Regions from separate parts of the Mus musculus genome. Here region 1 is linked to region 2. The links are chromatin loops, found by intact Hi-C in ENCODE. Cell type or tissue: heart. All regions are shown on one strand. Each heading gives the region's core, and the rest is flanking DNA. Links, peaks and the distances in the headings are about the cores only.

Region 1 (5,947 bases), core at 2,347-4,846, 72 kb before region 2:
AGAAGGGAGCCCAATGAACAATGGAAGAGCTACCTATGTTTCTGTCACCATGGACTTGGCAGGCAGCAATCAATAGTTTTGTGTGAACTTTTATTTATTTATTTATTTATCTATATTTATTTATGCATTTACTTATTTACTTTTTATTTTAAAAAAGAGTGCCTAGGGAGAAGTTGGAAGATGGAAAACTGTAATTGTAATATCTCGCATGAAAAAAATACATATTTTCAATTAGAAAGAACCAAAACATCTAAACGAGAAAGAAACTGAATCGTGACGAGAATAATGAGCAGATAGAAACCAAGCAACACTTCCTAGGAAATAAAGTGTGGTCTCAGGCCTTCCTGTTACAGTTGCTTGAGAAACTGAAAATACACGGTCAGGAAGCAACGTCTCCCTTCTTGCTTTTGCACCAAAACTGACTGGTAGCACAGGGCTAGAGAGAAGGGTTCCTTCTGCAGCATGCAGCATGCAGCATGCAGCATGCAGCATGCTTGCTGTGCTCTGTGTGTGCTTGTTTGAATATATGTTATCCAGGGCTGCCTAAGACAGTCATGCCCCTGAGTGCCACTGTCCTAAAAATAAAGTGGAAGGTCAGGCAGGTCAACCCTTACAGTCACTTACCAGAAGACACTTAAGTGATGGACTCTAGACAGTGATGTCCCTGGGAAGGAGCCATACAGAAGTGACATTAGCTTAATTATTAAAGCAATGTATTCAGATATAGTTGATTTTTTTTCTCCTTCATAACTCCTATTTACTTCAATTTTGGGTTACAATTCTCATGTGTTCTACTCTCTTTCTTTCAAAGGACTTCGTGTTTGCCAAAAGGATGTTTCACATGAAGTTAACAAACAGGCTCTTGGTTTCAACCAGCTTTGCAATGCAAAGCTTATCTCTAGGTCCCACACGGCTACATGACCCTCTGATGTCACTGGTGTGAGTGCTTCTTCTGAGATAAGTCTGCTTTCAGACACATGCCACATAAAGCTTTCAGTGAGTAAATAAAATTCCAAGGGCTGAGAGCTCAGCTGCCCCTGTACCTCCTGCAGTTAGAACTAGTATGTTTTTACTGTTCATATTTTCCTGAGCTTGCTTATGCTACCAAACACACACACACATACACACACTAGAGGGAATAGATAATTTTATATCTTGTCTCATGGCAACTTCAATTATGGATTCCCCATTCATTATTTCTAGGCATGGTGTATAATTTTTCTGTTTATAAAATCAAAACAATGAAAGAATACTACTTTCTCCACTCTCCTCTCTTGTCATTTATTAGTAAATGCTGGTGCAACTCTTTGATGGACAAATGGCAAGAGCAGGGTTAGTGGAAGGAACATAGATCACGCTATCAGAAAAGAAAGATGGCCTACAGGCTGTGAGATGACTTAGGCAGTAAAGTACTTGCCAAAAAAAAGCCTGACAGTGGGAATTTGGTAACCAGAGCCCACAGTGGAAGGAGAAGCCTGGCTTCCACAGGTTCTTCTCCAACCTCTGACCATGTGCTGTGGCATGCGTGCATGCACACACAAACATTATACACATGCATACATGCAATCGCAATAACAATATTTTTAAGTGACAGACTAGAATTTCCAGAACCCGACTGGCTACTCACTACTTCTGTGACCTTGGGGAAAGTGCTTAGATTCTCTAGGTCTGTCAAATGAGACTAGTGAGACGGCCATGGGGTTGAAGTAAGAACCGAGGGAGGGAATAGCAGTATCTGGCAAACACCATACATAGCACAGGGAAGGCCAACGAATGACGAGTTCATTCTGAATCCATAGGGAGAAGGAGAACATGGCTGCTTGGAAAATGAACACGGGACTAGTTCTGTCAGACAATCAATTCTCCCCCTGAGGCGAGTGCTTAGTATGCTGTGCCTGTCATTCTGGAGTCCAGTAGTTAGTTCCCACTTAGGAGCTTTTCTCAACCAGAAATTCACTCAGTACCTTAGGCTAAGATCTGCATGCATATAATAAGATGTATGTATTCTTTATACTGCTTTCCTTCCATCTATACCCATAGCCAAGACCCATGTCTGTGATGAAATCCATAACTCTGCTTTACATCCAAGCATTCAGTAATTACCTTTTCAAACTCCATGAACAAAGAGAAAAACGCGCTTACATTATGTCAGCTACGTGACTACTCTTTTTGTTTGCTTTGTCGCTTTTTGAGACACAGTCTCCCGCTGTAGTCCAGGCTGGACTGGAACTCAACAGCAGTCCTCCTTCCTAAACCTCCCTCCTAAGTTTTGGGGTTCCAGACATTGTTCACCACACTCCCTTTACAATATTTAAAGCTGAGAGATACAGAGCAAAAGCAAGATCTCTTTATCTGTTAACATATATATAGTGATGTCTATATTCGTCCTCATGGCAACAGAGGAAGCCAGCCCTTTGTTTAGTCAAGCATGGAAGAGGAAATGACAGGGCAGAGGTCTGTGTCAGCGATTCCCTCCGCTTCTGCTCGCTCATTATGACACGGCAGGAGGGGTTCTCACTGAGATCACCCTGAAGAATCCAGGTGAAGACAGGTTGGTGGCAAGCAGAGACTTGCTGGCCCAAGGCGAATTTGCTATGACTTTTCCCTATTGCTTTATATGAGAAGAGCGAAGTTGGCTCTTAAACATATAGTCAGAGCCGCCCGGACGGTTCCTTGAGGGTATAATCAGCAATGAACTTGTAATCAGACACCTCTGTTTACAGAGACGTCAAACTGGAAACCAGTAACAATTACTACTGAATCCTGTCTTTAATATAGAACATTTAATATAGAGCATTTAACAGAGAACTATGTAGGCCTGAAGTTGAAAAAAACAATCTGAGACTATTATCAGTTATGACTCAAAGTCTCTTTTAGGTAATTTTAGAAAGGAAGGAAGGAAAGATTTATTTATTTATTTATTTATTTATTTATTTATTTATTGTGAAAGAATATTTATGTGTTTATTGTGCATCTGTGTCTGTGTGTGAAGACATACAATGATGTACATTTGAAGGTGAGGACAATTAATGGGAGTTGGTTCTCTCCTTCCACCTTGTGGGTTCCAGAGATTGGACTAAGGTCATGGGGTTTGGTAGCGAGTGTCTTTACTCCATGGAGCCATCTCACAGCCTATGTATTAACTTTCTAACATCCCCATGCTTCACCTTCCCCATCTGAAAACCCAGGAACTAGGCTTCTGTGGGCAGCAGTTAAGTATTTGGTTCATCATTTTCCACAAGACTAGCGACTCCAAACCTGGAGATCTGCTGCATGTCCCGTCTGCCTGAGTTAGCGCAAGTTTAGATTCTGACCCTTAAATGAAGAGTTCCCAGTTATATAACTATTCATAGATAATCATTTCTTCATAAAAAAAAGAGTATGATTCATTTTTCTGTCCAGAACAGGAGCAGACTGTTTTTCGTTGTTAGATCACTCTCTATAGAATAACCAGAAATGGCAACTGCGGGCTGCTGACTCCCTCTGACAGGGCAAGTAACTAACTCATGAGAAGAACAACGAAGCATTTGTTAATAACTGACTTCCTTTTCAAACAATATTATGTCCTAATCATCAAGTCCACGGACATTTTCTTCCTCCTTTCGCGTTACAAGTTAACTTACTGTGGCAGCAACGGAAGCCCTTTCTGTCCCTTGGGAAATTTTCTCTCACCCAATCAAATGTTTCCATCAAACCAGAACTGATTTCCTATCTTCAACCTCCTTTGCCACCGCTGCTTTCTCATCTTCTCACATGTATCCTCTTATGTTTTTTGTCTTAAGAGAAAAGAGACTGCCCCTAACAACATTCTCCTTAGGAAATAAACATAAACTTTTTTTTTCCCTGTTGCCCAGATAAGTGTCTTCCAAAAGAATAGGCAATCTAGTGATTTGTTGAACAGATCCAACTCAAATATGATCATTATTAATTCTAGTTGTGCAGTAAGTTTACCTTTGTAAATTACTGGCTAATGTGGATTGGAATTCTCAAATCTGTGAACTATGTCTTAGTCAGGGTTTCTATTCCTACACAAACTCATGACCAAGAAGCAAGTTGGGGACAAAAGGGTTTATTCAGCTTATACTTCCATACTGCTGTTTATCATCAAAGGAAGTCAGGACTGGAACTCAAGCAGGTCAGGTAGCAAGAGCTGATGCAGGGGCCATGGAGGGGTGTTTCTTACTGACTTGCTTCCCCTGGCTTGCTCAGCCTGCTCTCTTATAGAACCTAAGACTACCAGCCCAGAGATGGTCCCACCCACAAGGGGACCTCCGAGCTTGATCACTAATTGAGAAATGCCTTACAGCTGGATCTCATGTAGGCATTTCCCCAACTGAAGCTCCTTTCTCTGTGATAACTCCAGCCTGTGTCAAGTTGACACAAAACTAGCCAGTACATGTGGATTGGAATTCTCAAATCTATAAACTAATAATTATTATTACAAAGATACTTATTAAATGTAAAACTGTAATTATTGCACATACTTAATGGGGTCCCTATAAAATAATATGCATGTCAGTGTTTAGTGGAATATCAGAAAAACAACTAATCTCAATAAATATCCCCAACCATCAGTGTTACTATGAATACGCTAAGCCACCATTGTTACTATGACTCCATCTTCCTATTTCACTGCTCTTTTCTTTAGCATGCTACCCCAGCTCTCTTCTTACCCCATTTTCCCTAGATCACTGATTCTTCTCAGTTGTTCAAGTGCAACATTCATCATTTGGCCTCATAACTCAGCATCAACTCTAGGAGCCTTCCTCTTCCTTTGGCTTCCCTTCTTCTTTTCTTCTCTCTATTGCTCTTTATCTCTCTTCTGACTGCTCTGTCTAGTCCTCTGGGGGCACTTGGGTACCATGGATTCATTGGCTCTCCACTTCAGTGGAGAGTAGGGCCTGAAAGCAGTTGTATCTAGAATCCAAGTATACATGACGGGTGCAGGGCAGGAAGAGTTTGAACCACAGCGCACTCATCAAGGAAGCCAACTTTTTTTCAAGGCTCAAAGACACATAGAATAAAGGCTAAAGGAGTTTATCCATTTAACAGTCAATATTATTAGACAAGTTTACAGTTAGGCATTATAAAAGAAGATTCACCTTTGATAATTCATTGACTAAAACTTGATATGCATCCCAATGTTAGTGTCTTGCAAGCTTTTCTTGAGGTCACATTCACATTGTAGTAGCTGGTTCTCTTTTTCCATTATTTGAACTCCAGGGATTGGACTCAGGTTGCTGGGGCTTGGTGGTAAGTGGCTCTACCACATAACCAGAGATTGTAGGCATAATGTTACTGTGCAGTGTGTAAAGATTATCCTTGTATTATTCACACACTGACTTCAGTGTCCCCATGTCTGACTGCAAACTAGATGTGGCATTGTAATGCTTATTCTAAGAATTCCCTGTCTCAATGTTGTGTAACTATTGCTCCTCAATTATCCCCTAATTATAAAGATTCCCTGGTCAGTAAAGAGCTGATCAGTCAAGGACTGAGCAGAGGAGAAAAATAAGGCTGGACTTCCTATCCCAGAAAGGGGAAGGGGAAAAGAGAAAGGAAGAGAGGATTTCCCATGAGAAGGGGGTCGAGGAGATGCTATGAGAGAGACCAGGCATGGAGCAGAGAGAGCCAGATCAGTACTAAAATGCAAGTATCTAGAGGATCTTTTTCTGGGAGGTAGCCAGAGTAGTTTAGAGATTAGAATAGATGAATAACTGCTCAGTTATTGTGCCATCAAGCTTATTAAATAAATCTAATAATCTCTGTCTCATTTATTTGGGAGCTAGCTGGGATAAAGAAAAAACTGTCACTTAAAACTTCATTAAGAAGAGATGAACAGGTCCTGATTAAAAAAAAGAATTATATATTTTCCTCCATACCAGAGGTAGACAGTTTTTGCACCACAGTGAGTTTATATCATATTTTTTAGTTTCTATGGTGACCC
Region 2 (5,947 bases), core at 1,763-4,262:
TTCTCCAACCAGACACCAAGATTGCTCCCTCAGTCTTAGCGTTTGATTGGAAAGAATTTCACTTACTACCTTAAGTAACTTCTTATCACTCACCTACATTTGGCCGGTGGTGGTGGTGGTGGTGTGTTTCTGTGTCCCTTTCCAGATGCTGTAGATAGCCCCGTCTCCCTGACAACCCTGACCTTGACTCTGAAACAGGTACCATGCCTGCCCAGTTGAGTACTAAGCCTGCCTCTCTCAAGCTCTGCTCTGCTCTCCACTTCCTGCCTTTCACCAGAGGCTCAGACAGAGGACAGGGGAGTTGGAGGCAAGATGAACATGCACTGGGATGCCCCTGGTTCAGAGTGCATCTAATGGGCAGGGAGTACTAAGGGATGGTGGCGGTTAGCTTATTAATGTCAGGCATTAGCAATTGAAAGTTTCTATATTTCTAATTAGAAAACTGAGCGTATTTGGCCCTGGACTCAGATATCTGAGGCAACATTGACTGAGGAAGAGGGAGTGTCACCTTTGGCCAGTTCTTCCATTCACTGCTACTTCCATCTGACCAACCTAATCAGTGTGGCTTCCAGCTGACTGCATGTGAGCTTATGACATAGTCGAATTGAAAACGGATGCTAAGTTATCATTTACTCACGATGACTCTTGAGGTGTTATCAACTCTTAGTGGGTATATTACTTTGATACTTCCTAAACAAACCTTTGAGTTTATTGAACCTCTCATTGCTCATGCCAGATAAACACACACACACACACACACACACACACAACATGCACTCAAATGTTTGCTCTGAAAATACACAAAATCATCTATCAGCCTTTTGAGAACTGTTTTAAAGAGTAGACAAAGCAGACATGTGTTATGGAGGCATGGATGCCCCTCATGTGGTCATTTGCTCACAGACCTAAAGATGTATGACGATTATCAACAGGAAAAGAAACTCTTTGAGCCTGTGCTCTCTCTAGCAACCATTTCCAGTCTAAGACAAGCCTATGGAACTGCCTCTGCACCGTCCTTGCTCATCCCCGATTCCTTATTTCCCGCCATCATCTCACAACCTACATTTCTCTCAGAGATTTATCACCACACCCAGGGACAACTTAACTGTAAGGGGCGGGGAGGTGTTGAATGAAGAACTTAATTATTTTAAGTAGAAGCTGAAATGCCCCATACATATAAATCCTCAGTTTTCAAAATCAGAAATGTGTTATCTATTGGCTTTGTGAGGGCATGAGCGACCCATGAAACTGGAGGAGGCCCCACGTGAAATACAGCTATTGCTACTCTATAAAGATGGCGTGTTATAGTTCTAGGTTATTGATAATTAGAATTCGAAGACTAGAAATTGAAGCGGGGTGGGGGGAAACTATGGAAGTGTTTTGAGTTACAGTGTCTGTGGTTGAATAGTACACGCAGAAATGAAGGTTATGGCGGCTCTCATTTCTTCTAGCCAGGCCTTTACATAGCATAACCTTTGTCTGAGAAACCCAGGGCGTTTCTTTCTTTTTTCTTTTTCTTTTTCTTTTTTTTGCATTCGACTTGGTTTCTCAACAGGGCACATGCACCTCTCCACCTTAAGAGTACAACCACTGAGCTCTGCCTCGAAGGCTCTGTCCTCAGAAGCTGGGAAGTTACCTTCTGGGGATGCTCAGGATCAATGGTTTGTTTACCAGGCTGGCCTCACTCAGCCAAGGAATCTTGTCAAACTTTGGAACAAAAGCCTACAGAGAGAGAAATGGAAAGAGATCAGGTTGCAGAGTTTATCACACTTCCGAAGACTAAATCTTAAAGGGAGTCACAGGGCCAGAGAGATGCCTTGGTGGCTAACAGCACTCCTTCCTCTTGGAGAAAAGCCAGGTTTAGTTGACAGCACCCACAAGCCAGCTCATGACTGCCTGTAACTATAGCGGCAGGGGACCTAGCACCTTCTTCTGACCTCCACAGACACCTGGAGTCAGGAGCACATATGTAGACATAATTAAAAACAAAATATTAAAAAAAAGTTAAAATACTTGACCAGTGCTGGTATTACAATAAGCAAAGTAAGCTAACAGCAACCACACAGCAATCAATACATTGCAAACTATTTTAACACGAGAGTCCTCCAACCATTCCATAAGGTGGCCAAGAACAAATAAGCGCCTTCTTTCTTTTACAGACAAAGAATTCAAAGCCCAGATAGTGTGAATATGAATAAATGGGTTCATGCTTTCTGCCTCTGTGTCCACACTATTTAACAGTCTCTATATTTTAAATTCTTCGAGCTTCCATCTATTTATAAATCCTGTGACACTTCCAAGACCCCAGTTGAAAATCAGCAATCTCTCGTCCCAAAGGCTCTCCACCCTCATCTCTTTTAGGTGGCAAAGTCTAGGAAAGGATCCAGCTTTGGAGCCATCCACATTTGGATATTTCTGATCTACTTGCAATTACTAACCAGCTGCCTGACTTTGGTCAAAAACAAACTAATGATCGCATCGTCTCTGTGCAAGTCAACGCACAGGATGCTATGTGAGATCTGGGATCTCCCCGACTCCCCCCCCCTTTTTTTTTTTTTTTTTTTTTTTTTTTTTTTTTTTTGGTGAATACCAGAAGCCTGGTTTGGCACCTATAGGAGGAGGGTTTGGATGCATGGAAAGTCCCTTGGCTGAGAGCCTGTCAACACATGTCATGGTAACCTTGCAGTTACCAGTCTTCCACCAGCCCCGCGACTCTTCCTGCCTTCTCCTGCCTTCCACACCCTGTGAAGTAATTCCCACTGAGGGATTTGCTTCCCAGGCTTAGCATTCCACTAGGAGCAGATTGCCAGGAGAGGAGCAATCAGTAGAGGGCAGCAGTGACCTCGCGGTGTGGAGTCTCGGGGCGGGACGCTTTGGCCGCCGAGTGCTGCGGATCCGGAAGTGCTCCTCCACAGTAGTCCCCTTCCAAGCCGGCGTCCCGGATGTAGAAGTAGCTAGGCGGCCGCTCTTCTCGGTCGTGCACCCCCCTAAAGAGCTTGGTGCAGGTGGGTTCCGGCGTCCTTCGCTGTGAGCGCTTCCGGCTGATCCAAGGCTGGGGCGGGGGTCGGCAGCGGCGGGCGGGGCAGGCCGGTTGGGTGAGTGGTAGCCCAAGACCCTTCGCCGCCCGGTGACGGGGACCTTTCAAATCCCGAGGTCCCAGTGCGTGAGGGCCGACTCCAGGGTGTACGGCTTTTAAAGCAAAGGTCTATCCTAGCCTCCACGAAAAATACAGACGGTCCGGCAGGAAGTTCTTTCTCGAATTTGCTGAATGACCTCTGTGTTTACGACTGGGATGATTGTTTTCTTGATCCTGCGCTAGAGTTTTGCTGTTTCAGTTAATTAGGATGATATAGCACTTTAAAGGATAGTAAGTTCAGCTAATGAACAAAAAAGATTTGAGTTCTTGGTTTGGGCTAAAACTATAGAGAGATCATGCCCTTTTGTACGGTGCAGGTTATTGTCATTCGACCGATAACTTATTCAGATACCTTTGGGGACCTAGTAACGGCTATGGATGGATTCTGTCCCTATAAATTTGCGTAAGTTGCAAATATAATCATGCAAAAATAGTATAAACCTTAGAGTGTATGAATGCCCAAGTTAAGACTGGCTTAGAGAAGGACGACCAGAAGCAGAGACTTTGACACTAGACTTTTGTAGGAGGTCTGGCTCCACGCTGTTAGCCTGGGACCTAAATACTCTACTGTTTTGAAACTCAGATGTCTTATTAGGTAAACTCATAACTGGTATTAACTTGTAAGGCTGTGACAGTTAAAGAAGGTGCATAAGACATTTAACATTCTGAGTTAGATGCAGATATCAATTATTAAGACTACACTTTAAAATGTGAAGGCTTAATGCCGCATTATGTCACCAGACACAATTTATCTAGGCTTTCAGTAAGCCAAGTTGTTTTTTATTGTATCTGATGCCAGCTTCCATATATTTACAGTTCTCTCTTCTAGGAATTTAGCTGTGTTGTCCTGACCCTCAGGACAAACTCATCTAATGCAGGCTCAGCTTGTACTGAAGGCTTTGTAAACAAGGAAAGTTCTGTAGGGTATCAGCATGGCATTTCCAGAGAGTTCTTAATCTACAGATTTATCAAGAACCAGAACCCCATGGACGTCCCTGAGGGAGATTGAGCCAACCTGGATTTGAGGAAAGAATGAGATAATGTGTGCTCAACGTGTAACAGACACCCCAGAAGTCAAGTGGCAGAAGGTTTTATATGAGCGGCAGCCGTTCCCTGATAACTATGTTGACCAGAGGTTCCTGGAAGAACTCCGGAAAAACATCTATGCCCGGAAGTACCAGTACTGGGCTGTGGTATTTGAGTCCAGTGTGGTGATACAGCAGCTGTGCAGTGTCTGTGTTTTTGTAGTGATCTGGTGGTACATGGATGAGGGTCTTCTGGCTCCCCAGTGGCTTTTTGGGACCGGACTGGCATCTTCCTTGGTTGGGTATGTTTTATTCGATCTTATCGATGGAGGTGATGGACGGAAGAAGAGTGGGCGGACCCGGTGGGCCGACCTGAAGAGTACTCTGGTCTTTATCACTTTCACTTACGGTTTTTCACCTGTGCTAAAGACCCTGACGGAGTCTGTCAGTACAGACACTATCTACGCCATGGCAGTCTTTATGCTGTTAGGCCATCTCATCTTCTTTGATTACGGTGCCAATGCTGCTATTGTATCCAGCACCCTGTCCTTGAACATGGCCATCTTTGCTTCTGTTTGCCTGGCCTCACGCCTCCCCCGGTCACTCCACGCCTTCATTATGGTGACGTTTGCTATCCAGATCTTTGCACTGTGGCCCATGTTACAGAAGAAACTGAAGGCGTACACCCCGCGAAGCTATGTAGGGGTCACTTTGCTTTTTGCCTTTTCTGCCTTTGGAGGTCTTCTGTCCATTAGTGCTGTGGGAGCCATACTCTTTGCTCTCCTGCTGTTTTCCATCTCCTGTCTCTGCCCTTACTACCTCATTCATCTGCAGCTTTTTAAGGAAAATATTCACGGGCCTTGGGATGAAGCTGAAATCAAGGAAGACTTGTCTAGGTTCCTTAGCTAATCTAGGGACCTTCATTTCATTATTAAGACCAGCGGAAAGACTTCGAGCCTAACCGGTGCAACATTTAAAGGCAGGGGTCCACTCTTGAAGCAGCCGACTGATCTAGATGGTAGAGCTGAGATCAGAAGAAAGCATTTAACCAAGGGCTTAGGGGAGGGTGCTTGTCCTTCAGTTATTTTGTGACTGAAAAAGCTTTCTGGTGCTGTTATGAATTATTGTCCTTTATTCCCTGTAACAAATGATGTAATGTGGGTTCTGCTTATTAAAAAAGTAATATCCATTGCATTGTCTAGTATTTTAAAAAAAACAAAACAAGGAAACCCTTATTTATGTGTGTATAAGAGAGGGGGTTTGTCTATTTCCAGTATGTATGTCCCACGCATCAAATTCAGGCCCTGGCAACAGGCCTTTACCAGCTGAGCCATCACACTGGCCCTGTCTCATTTTTATGAGAGCATAAGACAAAAGTAGTATGAAGGTGTGTGTGTGTGTGTAAAAGTGTAATCAGTTGTTTAGCCTTTTCTGTGTATACTAAGGGACACCTTTATATATCTAGAGCCCAAATTTGAGAATCCCTGATGGTGGCATCCAGTTTGTTGTCCAATACCACAGAAGTGGTCACTCAAGGAGAGCTACATGCCATAGAAACAAAACGTTAGCGATATGAAAGAGGCTGGAGGGTGAGTTCATCTCAGGCAGTTAGGAAACCAGAGGTGACATTTAATTTACTCGTGGAGGATAGCAGGTGAAAGCCTTTGAGAAACAGATAGGTAATACTAGTGAGAATGGAAAACTATGGACCAAGCAAGTGTGCCCAGTGAGGGCAGCTGTTACCGCTCCAAAAGTGTTGTTTCTACTCAGTTTGGGAGTCATACCT

The links. Hi-C counts contacts between places; a loop is a spot of excess contacts. Peaks named below come from ENCODE experiments on the same cell type or tissue, not always from the same donor. Only the 100,000 strongest peaks of a DNase experiment are listed, where the experiment ranks them.
Region 1: it touches region 2 in a loop (2.3-fold over the local background); 10 of 42 quality-filtered maps call a loop at or near these places.

The regions. Positions count from the first base shown.
Region 1 is chr1:161,893,834-161,899,780 of GRCm38, forward strand. Gm31925 (a long non-coding RNA gene) reads left to right here and starts at 2,460. Exons shown (of 3, transcript XR_373652.2): 1 at 2,460-2,551. In heart, for the core only: no CTCF peak of the experiment used is centred there; no DNase peak of the experiment used is centred there; H3K27ac peaks cover 392 bases.
Region 2 is chr1:161,966,275-161,972,221 of GRCm38, forward strand. 4930558K02Rik (RIKEN cDNA 4930558K02 gene) reads right to left here. Exons shown (of 7, transcript NM_001204904.1): 2 at 1,637-1,722. Pigc (phosphatidylinositol glycan anchor biosynthesis, class C) reads left to right here and starts at 2,914. Exons shown (of 2, transcript NM_001039045.1): 1 at 2,914-3,005; 2 at 3,966-5,947. The coding sequence starts at 4,177. The coding sequence ends at 5,070. In heart, for the core only: a CTCF peak has its summit at 2,821 (motif pointing right); a DNase peak (open chromatin) is centred at 2,807; H3K4me3 peaks cover 1,663 bases; H3K27ac peaks cover 1,457 bases.